Linked DNA regions of Homo sapiens: region 1 is linked to region 2. The links are chromatin loops, found by intact Hi-C in ENCODE. Cell type or tissue: mammary epithelial cell. All regions are shown on one strand. Each heading gives the region's core, and the rest is flanking DNA. Links, peaks and the distances in the headings are about the cores only. Region 1 has its middle 72 kb from the start of MIR4308. Region 2 overlaps GCH1 (GTP cyclohydrolase 1).

The links. A loop is a pair of places that touch in the nucleus more often than their neighbours do. Peaks named below come from ENCODE experiments on the same cell type or tissue, not always from the same donor. Only the 100,000 strongest peaks of a DNase experiment are listed, where the experiment ranks them.
Region 1: it touches region 2 in a loop (6-fold over the local background); 30 of 110 quality-filtered maps call a loop at or near these places.

Annotation. Positions count from the first base shown.
Region 1 is chr14:54,801,771-54,810,107 of GRCh38, forward strand. No RefSeq gene overlaps it. Among named protein-coding and RNA genes, the nearest start is that of MIR4308, 72 kb to the right of the region's middle. RefSeq lists enhancers at 2,950-3,751, 6,545-7,045 and a silencer at 7,581-7,875. In mammary epithelial cell, for the core only: a CTCF peak has its summit at 4,221 (motif pointing left); DNase peaks (open chromatin) are centred at 2,961 and 4,221.
Region 2 is chr14:54,889,654-54,897,990 of GRCh38, forward strand. The region is part of intron 1 of GCH1 (GTP cyclohydrolase 1); the gene reads right to left. Among named protein-coding and RNA genes, the nearest start is that of GCH1, 9.0 kb to the right of the region's middle. RefSeq lists enhancers at 1,061-1,310, 7,758-8,258. In mammary epithelial cell, for the core only: a CTCF peak has its summit at 3,694 (motif pointing left); a DNase peak (open chromatin) is centred at 3,728; H3K27ac peaks cover 598 bases.

The sequences.
Region 1 (8,337 bases), core at 219-8,218, 88 kb before region 2:
CAAATACCACATGTTCTCACTTATAAGTGGAAGCTAAATCATGAGAACACATGGACACATAGAAGGGAACAACACACACTGGGGCCTATCGGAGGGTGGAGGGTAGGAGGAGGGAGAGGATCGGGAAAAATAACTAATGGGTACTTGGCTTAATAACTTGATAATGAAATAATCTGTTCAACAAACCCCCATGACACACATTTACCTATGTAACAAACCTGCACCATGTACCCCTAAACTTAAAAGTTAAAAAATACAACGGACTTTGGGGACTCAGGGGAAAGGGTGGGAGGGAGGTGAGGGATAAAAGACTGCAAGTTAAATTCAGTGTGCACTGCTCGGATGATGGGTGCACCAAAATCTCACAAATCACCACTAAAGAACTTACTCATGTAACCAAACACCATCTGTTCCCCAAAAACCCAGGAAATAAAACATTTTAAAAATAAGAAAGCCAGATATCAACGAGAGAAAAAAAAGACGTAGCCTCATTGTGCTTGATGATGGATCAGACATGGGCTGTAGAGGAGAAACTAATGAGTCCAGGATGCCTCCCAAAGCGTCTTGCTTGGCCAGCTGAGGTGCTGGGGAAGAATTGGGCTAGGGGTAGGGACATGAAATTTGTTATGTTACATAACCCACCTCCTCATCCAGACAAAATACTGTTTTGCTAAGCTGATACATTTGTTGTTAGATTATCCCCCACTTTGCAGATGGAAAAACTGAGACTCAGAGATGTTAAGCAACTTGTCCAACATCACAGAATTGTTATGGAATGAGGCTCCACGATAAGACTCAAATCCAGGTCTGTCTACCCTAAATATTGCTAGGAGATGGCAATGGCTGGTTGTCTTAGGCTCTGGAGACCCCATATGAGCACACACAGTAAGGAGACTGTGATGAACCTCCAGGCCTTCCCTTTCCAACATCTGTTGCAGCCTGAGACACGAGGTTACTGGTAGGCAGCAGAATTCTGCAAAATGACCATCCTATTTGTTTAAATATAGCCCCTAATTGAAAGAGAAGAGCCGACATGGCTGTGGTTCTCAATCTGACTCCATATGGGAGTCACCTGGGGAGCTTTACCAACTACTGATGCCTGGAGTCCATCCTGAGAGACTCTGACTTAGTTGTTCTAGGGCATGGCCTGGGCGTGAGGTTATTAAGCTCCCAGGTGATTCTAATGGGCAGCCAAATGGGAAAACTGCACATCAAATGAAACTGCTTCTCCTAGCTTACTGGTCTATGAGGTTAAGTGCATCTGCAGCCTTGGTAGATGAGGGTAAAAGGCAGCTGCTTCCACGGACTCATTACAGAACTAAGAGCAAGCACCTGATCCACCCTGTTCCTTGGGTGCCCTACCTATGGGAATCATCTAAGCCAGGCAGCATTAGCAGTGGGGTTTCAGCACACTCCCAGTCACTTCTCAAATTTCTTCCCCATTGGCTTCAATGGTGCTTGCAATGCCTACCGCAAAGACTCAATTTTGTAAGCTATGTGTACTTTAATTAGGTTGATGAATTGTTCCCTGGGATACTGTCATGCCAGACACCTATCACCTCCAATCGGGATGGCACCAGGCTCGAGAGGCTAAAGAAGAGACCCAGAGCCAGCAAACGAGACACGGGGCTTATTGAGGGGAACTTACGGAGCAGCCCAGTGGTGGGGACTGGACAGGAGAACCACCACTTATAAGAGCATGCAGTTTATACAGCGTTCTCACTTAACACCCTCCCCCTAGCAACCATCACCTGGCAACCTTCGTTTAACCCAAAACAAAGGGCCTCAATACTCTGTATGACCCACATTTTATGGGACAGGGCAGGATGGGGGCTCAGATATGCCTCACAGATAAGGAATGAGTCCCCAGGTTGGCCACGCTGGAACTCTAAACACACATTCAGGTGCGTCTGCCATACAGGGTGATTCTCAGAAAATGCTTAAGTTATCGCTGTCAGGTGTGTCTGCCGTGCACAGGTGCATCTACCATACAGTTGCATAGCATTAACAGCTGAGTGATCTATTAACCAGAATTCATCAGCCTGATTATCCAGGTATCTGCCAGTATAGTTTCGGGTTGTCTGTTAATGCAGATTAGGTTACACTCCATTAACAGATACTCCCCAAAACCTCAATGCCTTAAAACCACAAAGACTGGCCTGCATGTCCATCACAGGTCATCAGGGACATCTGCTCTATATGGCTTCCTCTGGAATCCAGCTTCTGGCACAGTTGCCACCTACTGGAGTACTGATATTTGCCACAGCAGAGGGAAAAAAAGGACATGCCTTCCACTAGAAGTGAAATGTGTCACTTCCGCTCACACTTCGTCAGCCGAAGCCAGTCACATGGCCACATCTAACTTCAGTGGAGCTGGGAAGCACAATCCTACCCTGCCATGAAGGACTCACAGACAGGGCTGGACCACAGCACTAATATCTCCCACCCGGTCACCGCATGCTGCCTCCCAGCAGAGCACAAACGAATGTTCAAGACGGCTAAGGTCTTGGGGTCCCCATCCGGCCAATGTCCCTCCCCACTTTTGAGGAATGTGAGCCTGTTACAAAGACAAACCCTGGTCACTTTACCTGGGTTTGCTGCTTCTCTTCAGGACCTCAAAGTCTGGAGGAGCTTAAAGTGGCGTCATCAGACGAGGTCATGTCCTGGGTGGCTGGGTGACCTCCTGTTACGCTCCCAGTGTGCTGCAGGATCACTAGGGTCCCAGGGCCAGGCCCAGCCGCGCATTCATCAAACTCTCCTTCTCTGTTAGCTCCCACCCGACTCTGAGCGGGCCAATTTCTTTCATCATCCACCTCCAGCTGGGCTGCAACCTGTGGATCACTCCTGGTTCAAAGACTCAGAAGCAGGGAAATGTAATGCTCTGAAAGGTGCTTTCACGCACAGCGGCTCTCGCCTTCAGGGGATGTTTGAGGCTGCTCTGACTCAGTCTCCCATTCAAAGGCTGGGTTCAGTGGAGAGCCCGCAGGAAGCTAACAAACCGGACTGTCTGAGGGACTGACTCAAAAAAATAAAAAGAAATAGATGATAGAGTAGCAGAAGTGCCTGCAGCGGCCTCCCGCCCGCGATGTGCCAGGAGTGAGGCAGCTTCTGCTCCACCCTCCCTGCTGCCAGCGTAGCCGAATGGGCTGAGGACGCCCCTCTCCTGGCCCTGCCTCCGCGGTCTCACTGCACCTGTATGGAAAGGTGTTGGGCCCTGGCTCCTCAACAGAAAAGACCCTCCCCCACATCCTGCTTTGCCACTCCTGCAGCCTTCGTTTTTAATATTTATACTGAACGGAGCATTCCTTGCCCAGGAGGCTGGGGAAGAACCTCAAAACTGGAAGCAAGGGCTCGTTTTGAAATCTGTCTTCCTTCACGTTTAAAACAGGCAGCTCTCCCATCTGGGTATCTTGAAAATGTGTTGCAAGCCTGAATGCTCCGGCTTCAAATCCCTGGGGCTCTGAAGCCCAAGCCTGCCTTTCCTCCACTCACTTCCCAGCTCTGCCACTTACCAGCTCAGCTATGTGTCCTTGGGTGCATTACTTTGCCTCTCCGTGCCTCCATTTCTCCATCTGTGCAATAGGGGTGCTACCCAGTGGCGCGTTGTGGAGGGTTAAGTGAGTTGATGTATGCACAGCACCTGGAACAGAGCCTGATACATAGGCTGTGCTCTTGAGTGTTAGCCGCGAGTATTGTCATGGTGATTACAATCCTCAAGCACTGTCCATTCCCTACCTCGTCAGCCGATGACAGGAGTTATTAGCTACAAAGTCTTCACTCAGGCCATTCCCAGCACTCTCCCCAGCCTGGAAGCACCCACAAAATCAGGTATCCTGTAGACAGACTGTTCTCCATTCCCCTTGGGACCCACAGCCCTTGCTGTAGCACCCAGTATGAAGGCTGGATCCAAGACTCGGGAGCCATGAGCAACACAGGGGCTGCTGAGAGAAGATGTCCTCTAGCCACACCACACACCCTGATATGTACACGTGCACACCACACACTCATCCCCAGGGTGGTTATGCCAGTTGTGCAGCACTTTTGGTGACTACAAATCCCTCTAGCCCTAAGAGGAACCAATTAAGCAATGTATTTAGTGGCCTTAGCAAGGAGGGAAAGAGTCACCTTAAACATTTTTCCCCGGCGAATCTGACACATTTTGGCAGCCCAGGAGGTTCCAGAAGGGAAAGGGGAAGCCATGCGCAGCTGGCGCCCTCTGGTGGTCAGTGTCTTCCCACTCAGCGCTTGTTCTGGGGAGGCGGCACCAGAACAGCCCTATTCAAATCAACATAAGTCCCTATGCCCCGGGTCACATGCGGTGGAAGGAACCAGGATGAGAAGGATGCCATCCTGGCCCTCGAGGTGCTCATAGTCTCTCAAATCACTGTGTCTTCTAGCCTGGGATTGTTCTCCCGCCCTGGTATCATGACGTTAGTAAGTCGCGCTCATGGAGCTCCGACTGCTGAATCCCCGCTAAGTCCACGTCCTGCGCAAGGCACTTAGTATCCACTAGCTGTCACCTTTACAGCAACACTGTGCCTTCATCTTATCTGGTTTTATAGATGAGGCTCCAGCAACTAGGTGACTTGCCCAAAGTCGCACAGCCCATTTGATGCCAGAGATTTTATTTAAATTTAGTTTATTTTAAACACATACAAATGACACAAAACTCAAATTTTCTGAAGGATTCTATAATGAAAACATCTCCCTCCAACCACTGTTCTGCCAAGTTGCCACACTGTTTGCAACCTTCGTTTTTAGTTTCTCGTGAACTTGTTCAACAATATCCCATGGGTATAAAGGGAGTTTTTTTTTTAACGCACAGAGGCTGCATACCATACACTGTTCCCAGCCTTGCATCCCCGCACCTTCCCTGCGCCCCTTAGGTTAAAACGCAAAGTTGATTTTAAAAATAAATATGGCCTGGGCGGTGGCTCATGCCTTGTAATCTCAGCACTTTAGGAGGCCGAGGAGGGGTGGATCACTTGAGGTCAGGAGTTCAAGATCAGCCTGGCCAACATGGTGAAACTACATCTCTACTGAGAATACAAAAATCAGCTGGGCGTGGTGGCGGGCACTTGTAATCTCAGCTACTTGGGAGGCTGAGGCAGGAGAATCACTTGAACCTGGGAGGTGGATATTGCAGTGAGCCGATATTACAACACTGCACTCCAGCCTAGGCAACAGAGGGAGACTCCGTCACAAAATACATACATACATACATACATAAAAAGGCCTGGACGACAAGATTCTAGATAATGGCCCTACTTAGGACCCAAGCCCCCTTTTGCACCACAAGTGGTCAGGCCAACTTAGTGCTGTTTTTCTCTTATGAGCATGGATTTCCAGAAGTAGAACTGCACTCTAATATCACTGACAATCGTTTTGTAGCAATGAATGCATGGAAATGCCTCATTCTTTTTAAGAGGTATTGTATGAAATAACCACAGGTTATTAAACTTGCCCACTACAGATGGGCATTGAGATGTTGCCAGTCTTCTGTGGTTACAAATATACTGCAATGAACCTCCTTGTCCACCTGCCCTTTTGCACAGGTGAAATTGCTAGGTCAAAGGATACACAGGTGTGTTTGTGATTGTAAAAGATGCCATCAAACTTCCCCCTATTATGGTTGTACCAACTGACCCCCCATTGCAGGGAGTAGAACCCAGGACCTCCTAACTCTGAAGCTAAGGCTGTCTTCCCCTGTCAGTTTCATGACTATGACAAATGTCATGTTGAGGTCCAAAGGGAGTGGGTGGATGAGCAGAAAGAATGCTCAGGGGGCCGTAGGCAGGTAAAATATGATTTTACTCAGCAGCCGCTCTCATCAACAGCTTTCTTACACTGTCTGCCCTGTCTCGGCTGCTTAGTCTGGCTCCCACGCACAGCTGCACGGCCAGCTCTCCCTTGCCTTTAGGGTCAGCAGCTTAACTCTTTCTCTCTCTCTCTCTGGGCATGAGTGAGCCAAGCTGTGTCCATCCAGCCAGTAGGCAGCAGCTCCCGGACAGACTGGGCCCTTGTGGAACACTCCTCAGCCCCCCAACCCCCAGCAGCTAAAGGAGGCATAGTAGCTTTGACTCCTAGGCCTTCAAAGATACAACCCATCCTTTGTCCACTGTCCAGCAATCTGCACACGCTCTGGCCTCCACTAGAGGAAGAGGTCCCATTATGGAGGAGCCTTTAAGACTTTGGCCCCACTGCACTGGGTGCAGCCCCGATGAGCCCACCTTCCTGGCTGCTTCTTACTGAGCACCCTTCAGCCCTGAGGATGGACAGCAATAGGAGAGCTTGGCATCCCACTGCTCCCTGCGCAGCCTCCTCCACCAGCAAAGCTCCTTTTCCTATGTCCCTGCTCCTCCCCGGAATCAAGGGACACCTGGTCAGCCAAGGACACAGCCATCTCAATTCCGAGGGGCCTGGGATGTGTGGGAAATGGTGCCCTCAGGAGCAAGGGCTGGAAGACAATCAGCCCAGGAGCGCCTCGCTGCACACTGCAGAGGATTCTCCAAGGCAGGCAGCTGGAGCAAGAGCTCCAGCAGGGCCTGCTCTGCCCACCAGCCTTGGGGGCTCTGAGTGCTGGGAAGCCCAGCTGGTTCCTGTTTGGCACCTGCAAAAAACCATGAATCCAGCTCTTGGGATGAAAGTAGGGCCTGAAAAACCATCTGGATGGGCCCCTGGGTAGGCAGTGGGCACACAGGGGATGATGGGTGACCTGTGTCACCACACACTCCCAGCATCCAGCCTGTTTATCAGCATGTCATCTACTGTCATTATCTCAAAATACTCCCCTGCCAGCCGATTACAGCAAGTGTCAGCTTCCTAATGCACAGTGCATAAACTGCAGAGCCACACATCAAACCCAGGGGGTCTGACTGGATATTCAAAGTCTGCCCAGAGTGACATCATACTGGTAAGCCCCCAAGAACTACTCCATAGGGAACTCGACTGTGGCTTCCCTGCACCCCTTAGGTTAAAATGCAAAGTTGGCTTTAAAAATAAATAGAAGGTGTGGACAGCAAGATTCTAGATAATGGTCCTGCCTAGGACCCAAGGCCCCCCTTTGCAATACAGGTGGTCAGCCCAACTTGGTGCTGTTTTTCTCTTATGAACTTGGATTTCCAGAAGTAGAGCTCCTGCCGGATTCCTTTCAAAATGCACACCCTCTTGCAACACGTGTCAGGCACGCAGGCGCGGCTCCCACTACAGGAGGAAGTGACCTCCCCATTGGCTGAGAGAGCTTAGGACCATGGTCCTCACGCTCAACTATGCACCAGAAAGAAATTAGTGCTCATTTTTAGGTGGGATAATAATATTGTGGTTATGTCTTTAAAAAGATCCCCTTATGTTTTAGACAGGGGGACCTGTCTACAGATGAAATAATTTAATGTCTGGGATTTGATTCAAAATCATACTAGGGACAGTGAGTAGGAGTAGAGATGCAACAAGATTGGCCATCTATGGGTAACTGTTGAAGCCGGGCTGTGGGTGCATAGGGTTCATTATACTATCCTGTCTACTTTTGTGTATGTTTAAAGTTTTCTATAATAAAAAGCAGAATGAAGAGGAGAAAGAAACACAGAGAGCATGGTAAAAACGCAGCTCTTCAGGGTCCTGGCCCAGGAGTGCAAATGAAGGTTGAGGGCCCAGGAATCTGCTTTTCTCAGGCTCCCTGCTGGCCGGTGAGAAACCTCAGCTTCAGGGTCCCAGAGCCCACAGAGGCCAAGAGGCTGAGGCCAGAGGTCCCCCGGAGCAGCCCCTGTAAATGGTCCCTGTCTATAGTCAGCCATCATTTAGGCTGCAGTGGGCTCGTCAGTGCCAGGAATATGAACGGCCTCACGGTCTATTCATTCTCGCCCGGCATCACTGTCAAGATCACAATAAGCAGCATGGCAGGATCTATGCACGGAGCTGGCTGAATCTTTATTAAAATCTTTTTTTTGTGCATGATGTTCCCAATTTGTTTCTTTGTTCCTGGTATCTGGAGTCACGCAGTTTCTGATATTTGTCTTGGAGATGGAGGAAGTTTGACTGACATGCCACGGTGGTGGAAAGGTAGTATTGATATCCTGAAAAACCTATTCTATCCAGCGAGAAATATCACCCCATAGCCCATGCTGCTGTGTCCGGGCCGCCTCCAAGGCTCGTCAGTTTGGAGGCCCCAGCGAGGTTCTCAGCATGGCTGGCAGGTGCTGCGGCCCAGAACTTAAGTGAAAGTCAAATCTGACTCATGCTTGTCACCTAGAGTGGGTGTTCTACATGTATGTGTTCCTGGGGCCCCAGAGCTGGAAGAGGTGGCCCAGGGCCTCAGGTGCCACACGCCTCCTACAACCCTTC
Region 2 (8,337 bases), core at 92-8,091:
AGCAGCCACCTCCCCATGGTTGCCAACCAAAAACAAAAAGGACAGTAAAATAAATTACAGGAGGAGGGCAGATAATAAAGGCCAAACATTGCAAAAGAACAAACCTCAGGATCTTCACCTGGGTCTCCAGCTCCAGCAAGGAAATGAGACAGAGTGGTTTCTCAGATTAACTGTGCACTAAACTATGCACTAAACTAAAATACTAAATTGCCCTATATGAGGAAATGCGATGGAAGATAAGAAAAAAATGCCAAAAAATGTAGCAAGAGGCTACAACAGAACAAAACCTCACAGCAATGGTGAGGAAAGACAACAGAAAATCAATCAAGTGTTTTTTGCAAGGAAAAAACTTATTCAATTTTAGAAAAATCACTTTGGCATGAATGGATCAGAGCAGGACAAGCTAGGAGGCAAGAAGGCCAGTTAAGAGGTTATTGTAATTTAAGTGAAAGATGACTCAGATTCTAGAAATATTCAGGTGGTATATGTGTCAGAACTTTGTGAGCATGATTAGCCAAGGGGATTCACGAGAAAGAATAATTGCAGATAAAACAAATAACCAGGCCGGGAGCGGTGGCTTACGCCTGTAATCCCAGCACTTTGGGAGGCCGAGGTGGGCGGATCACCTGAGGTCAGGAGTTCGAGACCAGCCTGACCCACACGGAGAAACCCCATCTCTATTAAAAACACAAAATTAGCCAGGCTTGGTGGCGCATGCCTATAATCCCAGCTACTTGGGAAGGCTGAGGCAGGAGAATCGCTTGAACCTGGGAGGTGGAGGTTGCGGTGAGACGAGATCGCGCCATTGCACTCCAGCCTGGGCAACAAGAGCAAAACTCCATCTCAAAAAATAAATAAATAACCAGGTTACAAAGACTAGATGAAGTAGCAACATGTGTCAGGTTAAAATTCATTACAAGGGTTGACTATGGCCAGAATGAACTTTAAAGACATCAGATAAAGGAGCTGGCCCTAATGCCATTAATATTGATCTTTTAAAAGTTTAAAATAAATCTAATTGCCTTGAAAACTCCATTTAATTTTAACTCTGGTACAGGTAACTATGAATGTTAGTGTATGCCTTTTATTGAAAAACACTTAGACCATAATCTCTAAACCAGCATGGACACGTTCTGCAAAAAACAAACAACCCAAAAAAACTCAAAATGAATTTCCTTCTAGGTTCAACTCAAAAGCTACTTTCTCCATAACATCTGGACTTTCCTGTCTCTCCACCAGAAGCACCCAGCTTCCCTCTGACTACACAGAACCCCTTTACTCCTTGAAGGCCAAGATCAGGCCAACAATCATCTTTGTTTCCCCTTTAACAGTGACTACTCATAGAGACCATCTACAGTTCCACTTTTCACAGTTTCAGTTACCCTTGGTCAAACATGGTCTGAAAATACTAAATGAAAAACTCCAGAAATAGACAATTCATAAGGTTTTTTTGTTTGTTTTCTTTTTGAGACAGAGTCCCACTCTGTCATCCAGGTTGGAGTGTAGTGGCACAATCTCGGCTCACTGCAACCTTCGGCTCCCAAGTTCAAGCAATTCTCCTGCCTCAGCCTCCCTAGCAGCTGGGATTACAGGTGTGCACCACCATGCCCAGCAAATTTTTTTGTATTTTTAGTAGAGATGGGGGTTTCACCATGTTGGCCAGCCTGGTCTCGAACTCCTGACCTCAAATGATACGCCCTCCTTGGCCTCCCAAGGTGCTGGGATTACAGGCATGAGCCATCATGCCTGGCATTTTTTTTTTTTTTTTTTTTTTTAAACAGAGTCTCCCTCTGTCACCCAGGCTGGAATGCAGTGGTGCAATCCCAGTTCACTGCAACCTCCGCCTCCCGGGTTCAAGTGATTCTCGTGCCTCAGCCTCCCGAGTACCTGGGATTACAGGCACATGCCACTATGCCTGCTTAATTTTTGTACATTTTGTAGAAATGAGGTTTGGCCATGTTGGTCAGGCTGGTCTCTAACTCCTGAGCTCAAGTCAGTGACCTGCCTCGGCCACCCAAAGTGCTGGAACTGCAGGCATGAGCCATCGCATCCAGCCAACAATTCATAAGTTTTAAAATGCACGCTATTCTGAGTATTGCGATGAAATCTCCAGCCCTTCTGCCCAGAATATGAATCAATCCTTTGTCCAGAGCATCCACATTGTCTATGCTTCCTACCTAATAGTCACTTAGTATCCATCTCAGTGATCAAATCAACCTTCAGTTTTGCAGTGTTTGTTTTCAAGTAACCCTTATTTTACTTAACAATGGCCCTAAACCACAAGAGTAGTGACGTTGGCAATTCAGTTATGCCAAAGAGAAGCTGTGTTTCCTTCAAGTGAAAAAGATTAAAGTTCTCAGTTTATTAATGAACAAAATCATTACGCTGAGGTTGCTAAAACTATATTAAGAACAAATCTTCTATCTGTGAAACTGTGAAGGAGGAAAAAAAAATTCATGCTAGTATTGTTATTGTACTTCAGACTGCAAAAGCTATGGCCACAGCACATGGTAAGTGCTTAGTTAAGATGGAAAAGGCATGAAATTTGTGGGTAGAAGACACAAACAGAAATTTATTCTGAATGATGGCAATCCAGTTTGGTACTACCCTCAGTTTCAGGCACCCACTGGGGGTCTTGGAACAGATCCCCAAGGATAAGGGGAACTACTGTATCTTCAATTCTAAGGTTTTCTTGAAATAAGGAAATTAAAATATAATATGTGTTGAGAATATACAACATTGTACAGAATGAATTACTGATGTGGTGGCTCACGCCTGTAATCCCAACACTTTGGGAGGCAGAAACGGGCGGATCATCTGAGGTCAGGAGTTCAAGAACAGCCTGGCCAACACGGTGAAACCCAGTCTCTACTAAAAATACAAAAATTAGCCAGGCATGGTGGTGGGCACCTGTAATCCCAGCTACTCAGGAGGCTGAGGCAGGAGAATTGCTTGAACCCAGGGGACAGAGGTTGCAGTGAGCCAAGATCACACCACTTCACTCCAGCCTGGGCGGAAGAGCAAGACTCTATCTCAAAAAATAAAAATAAAAATAAAATAGATGTTTTTAATGTGGATGAACCTTGAAGACATTTTGCAAAGTAAAATAAGCCAGACATGAAGGACAAACATTGTATGTTTCCGGCCGGGTGCGGTGGCTCATGCCTGTAATCCCAGCACTCTAGGAGGTTGAGACAGGCCAATCACTTGAGGTTAGGACTTGGAGACCAACCTGGCTAACATGGTGAAACCCTGTCTCTGCTAAAAATACAAAAATTAGCCGAGCATGGTGGTGGGCACCTGTAATCCCAGCTACTCGGGAGGCCGAGGCAGGGTAATTGCTTGAACCTGGGCGGCAGAGGTTTCAGTGAGCTGAGATCATGCCACCGCACTCCAGCCTGGGTGACAGAGCAAGACTCTGCCTCCAAATAAATAAATATTTCTACTAATGGGCTCCAATAGAATAAAATTCTAGTAAATGAATGTCCTCTTGGCCTTGAGTATAACAGATTTAACTTGGTTCAGATACTCTTTGCATAACCCAACACAAATTATATCCCAATCTAATTACTATAGACTCTAGCAAATTTATAACCATGGGAAACATATTTGTTTGCATAACCTGGAACTGAGAATTGTTCACATAATCCAGGATTCATAATCTGGGATCCAATGATTAGACAGTTGCCCTCTCCTGGTGAGTTTTAACACTGCAGTCTACTCAACCAAATACTAGACTCAAATTACAGTCCTCATATAGAAATCACTGGCAAATGAGTCAGGTGGGGAATGCCCAGGCATGGAAGGGTTTCTAGAGGTGGACAAAGCAAATAGCAGAGAAAATACAAAAGCGGGGATAGGTGAGGAAGAAGGGAGAAATCATTCAAATAAATCAGTAAAATATTATTATTAAAATTAAATCACCTACCAGAGATTACAATGATTCTCTTTCTATATCATCCTCTCAGCTCCGCCACTTTCAAGATACAGTCTTGGGAAAGTTCTCTCTGTGCCCCAATTTCCTTATGTATAAAATGGGAATAATATTGCCTACCCCATCGTGCTACTGTGAGGATCAAATGAGGTAACACATGTAAAAACTCACTGTTTAGCACAAAGTAAGCCATCAGCAGTATTTGTTACTCAGAACATCAGTCGGCTTAAGCATCGCTTCACCCATTCATGCTCCCATCTCCTGGCATTGGTCAAGTTCCTATGCCAAGTGCTCTCACTGAGCTGTGTTTTTGTTTATCATCACATTTCTCAATCTCACAACACATTTCTATTTCATGTGATTCTATCTGCTAGGCTGTAAGTTCCATGAAGGCAGGAACTATACCTGGTTTTGCTCATCCTGCATTCCCAGCGTTCAGTGAAGTGCGTAGTACTTGATGATCAATGAAATTGTAGTAAAATTCCTACTAATTTTTTTAATAATAGTATTTAGTACTAATACAAGTTGAATTGTGCCATTCGCCAAAAAAGATATGTTGAAGTCCTAAACCCCAGGTATCTTTAGCATGTGACTTTATTTGGAAGTAGGGTTGTTGCAGATGTAATTAGCTAAACTAACACAGGCATACTGGAGTAAAGTGGACCCTGCCTCATATGACTGACATTCTTATAAGACAAAACAAAAACATGGACACTGACAGAGGCAGCGACTGGAGTGACGCAGCTCAAACCAAGGAACACCATCAACTGACGGCCACCACCAGAAGCTGGGAAGAGGCAAGGACAGCCTCCCCCACTACAGGTTCTGGAGTGAGTATGGTTCTGCTGACCCCTTGATTTTGGAACTTTAGTCTCTAGAACTGTGAGACTGTTTATTTCTGTCATTTAAACCACCTAGTTTGCGGTACTGTGTGATAGCAGCCCTGGGAATCTAGTACGAGTACCAACCTGAAGGCTTTGCTTGCTATAGTGAAGTTATGTATATTGATTTTTCTTCCCATGTCAGAAAAATTGTTTATAGATAATCCATTTTTAAAAGAAACTATTAGGATTGGCTTTTCTCCCCCTTTCTCAGTAACTTCTTAACTGTTTTATTCCACTTAGACATGTCCAAAATTCCAATCATATAATATGTCAAAAGTGCCTTGTTATTTTTTCTTCTTTATTCACAGTGCTCTTTCTGGCAATGAACACAACTAAGTCCTATATAAGTGTTCATTAACAAACCAAGCACAAAAATTATTAATGGATCAAAATTTGAGTGAGCTACACATCTAAAATAGTACCTTTTAATGATGAGAAGAGCATTTCTATAATATACTTTAAAACTTGGGATATAAACTCACCTTTCACCCATGATATAGGAGAGAATAGTAAATAGTTTATGTTTTTGTTCCTCTTCACATCTTAGAAGTTGTTAAAATTCTTAGTTCACCACAGCAGTCTAATTTAATAAATCCGAGAGGTTTGTGATTCAAAAAGAAAAACCTTTTGTGATTGCTACATTTCAGTATGAAGTGTCTAAGATGCATTTTTGTATAAACAAAGTATCTAATTGCCTCCCATTATCTTTAGCGAATAGACATAATCTTCCAGTGAAAATGGCTGAGGTGGGGATATGACTCACTGCCAGTGTCTGTGCTTCCTCAGCCCTCACAGGGAAGCAGTCAGCCATCTCCAATGCCATCTCCTCACGCTGGATTATATGCATGCTTCCCAAAATTTTGAACTGTTAACATGATTTATAAAAACTGTCTTGGCAGACAAGCTAAAACCTACTTTAACTGGAAATGTGACAGAGTCAAGACTCTTGCATATTCCCAAAAACTCATAAAAAACAACTGATGGAACAAGTTATACCCATTTAATCCTTGGTAGATAATGCTGTCTGAAAGGCTGTTCCCATGTATACCTGGAAGGGTCAGTTACAGGGGCATGAAGATCAAGGCCCTCAGAGAATAGCAGACTCTCCAATTTAACTAAGTGTAGGTTCTGAATAAAAGAATAGTGGAAATACAGGAAAGGTACCTTATATAGAAAGGAGAACTCACCAAGATAAAACCTTGAATATTTAAGAGAACTAGGATACAGCTAAACTGAAATGGCACAGAAATAGATCAAGACGAGCTGGTCTGAGCTGGTCCAAGGATCAGCTTGTGATGTAGATTCAAAGGACAGCCAGTTCCTGGGAGAGATGATAGCGTCTCCTCCAGCCCTCCCTCCTAGCCCATGAGCTACAGTCCAGTAGGGAATAGTACTAGGAAACCTATACAACCCTGACACCACCCTGGTCACAGATGACCACAGATGCTCCCATGGAAGGTACACACTGGAAAGTAGGGAAAAGGTGCACAAGGAGACAGTCATGGAGAGACGCTGCAACGTAGGGAAAACTGAACAAATTCCCCAGAATGCCAGGAATTTGGATCAATCCACACAAGAGGCACTGGGAGGAAAAATGGATTTTGAAGAATGTAAAATACCAACTTATTTTAAATTTTACAACACTTAAGTCAACATTACTAACCAGGAGTTAATATATAGAATACAGATATATAAAAGATATAAAGTCCTGTATCCTGTTTACAAGCACAGAAAAGTGACCTTCAGAGAAGTATGTTCTTATCCAAAAACAATATATAGTGGCCACTTGACTCATGCTCTCTAAAGAAATAAAAGGGATTGTGCAGAAGCGTTTATGGACCTAAAGATGTGGGTTCCCACTCACTCCTATCTCCCACCAGTATCCTTCCTTCTCCCTGCCATCCAGGTTGGTCCAAGACCCCACCACATTTCAGGTTCATTCCTTTAAGTTCAGCATCATCCTTGTTCTCACTACTCTGTCTTCTCTTTAATTATATATCTCTTTAAAAAAAAAAAAGAAATATTAAATCCTTAAACAGATCCCCTAGATACAGGCTTTCAAACTTTTGACTACAACCTACAGTAAGAAATGCATTTTACATCTGGAGCCAGTGCACACACACACAATTATGCCTATAAAACCTACATAGAAGTTTCTCGGCCGGGAGCGGTGGCTCACGCCTGTAATCCCAGCACTTTGGGAGGCCGAGGCGGGCGGATCACAAAGTCAGGAGATCAAGACCATCCTGGCTAACACGGTGAAACCCCATCTCTACTAAAAAAATACAAAAAAAAAAAATTAGCCGGGTGTGGTAGCGGGCGCCTGTAATCCCAGCTACTCAGGAGGCTGAGGCAGGAGAATGGTGTGAACCGGGAGACCGAGCTTGCAGTGAGCCCAGATCGCGCCACTGCACTCCAGCCTGGGCTACAGAGTGAGACTTCATCTCAAAAAAAAAAAAAACAAAAGAAGAAGTTTCTCAAAACACTTGTCCTTACTATATGTGATAGACTGATCTTATCCATTCTACTCCACTTTTTGTTTTTTTTTTTTTTTTTTGAGATGGAGTCTTGCTCTGTCGCCAGGCTGGAGTGCAGTGGCACAATCTCGGCTCACTGCAACCTCCGCCTCCCGGGTTCAAGTGATTCTCCTGCCTCAGCCTCCCAAGTAGCTGGGACTACAGGCACGCACCACCACACCCAGCTAATTTTTGTATTTTTAGTAGAGACGGGGTTCTTGATCTCTTGACCTCGTTATTTGCCCACCTCAGCCTCCCAAAGTGCTGGGATTACAGACTTGAGCCCCCGTGCCCAACCTCTACTCACTTTTTTTTTCTGAGACTGAGTTTCGCTCTTGTTGCCCAGGCTGGAGTGCAATGGTGCAATCTTGGCTCACTGCAATTTCCGCCTCCTGGGTTCAAGCAATTCTCCTGCTTCAGCCTCCCAAGTAGCTGGGATTACAGGCATGCACCACCACACCTGGCTAATTTTTGTATTTTTAGTAGAGAAGGGGTTTCTCCATGTTAGTCAGGTTGGTCTCGAACTCCCAACCTCAGGTGATCCACCCGCCTCGGCCTCCCAAAGTGCTGGGATTACAGGCGTGAGCCACCGCGCCCGGCTACTCCACTTTTTTTTTTAATGCTGTTGACCCAATTCACAGTTTGAAATATACAGATAGGGTACACTGATTCAGTTCTCTCTGTAGCAGTATAAGGAAGTGGCTAAGAATTCTGCAGTCAGACTCTCTGGATTCAAATACCAGCTCTACTACTTGTGTCAACCTCTCTGCCTCAGTTGCCTTGTCATGGGGATAAGAGAAATGTTTACTTGAAAACTGGAAGATGAACCAAGACCATCCAACGTAAAGCTTTTAACCCATTAAAAAGTACGGTCATGCATTGCTTAACAATGGGGATACATTCTGAGAAACACCTGAGAAATGCAGTTTCATATCGCAAACACTGAAGGAAGAGAGTGCTAACACAAACCTAGATGAGATAGCCTATTACACACCTAGGCTAC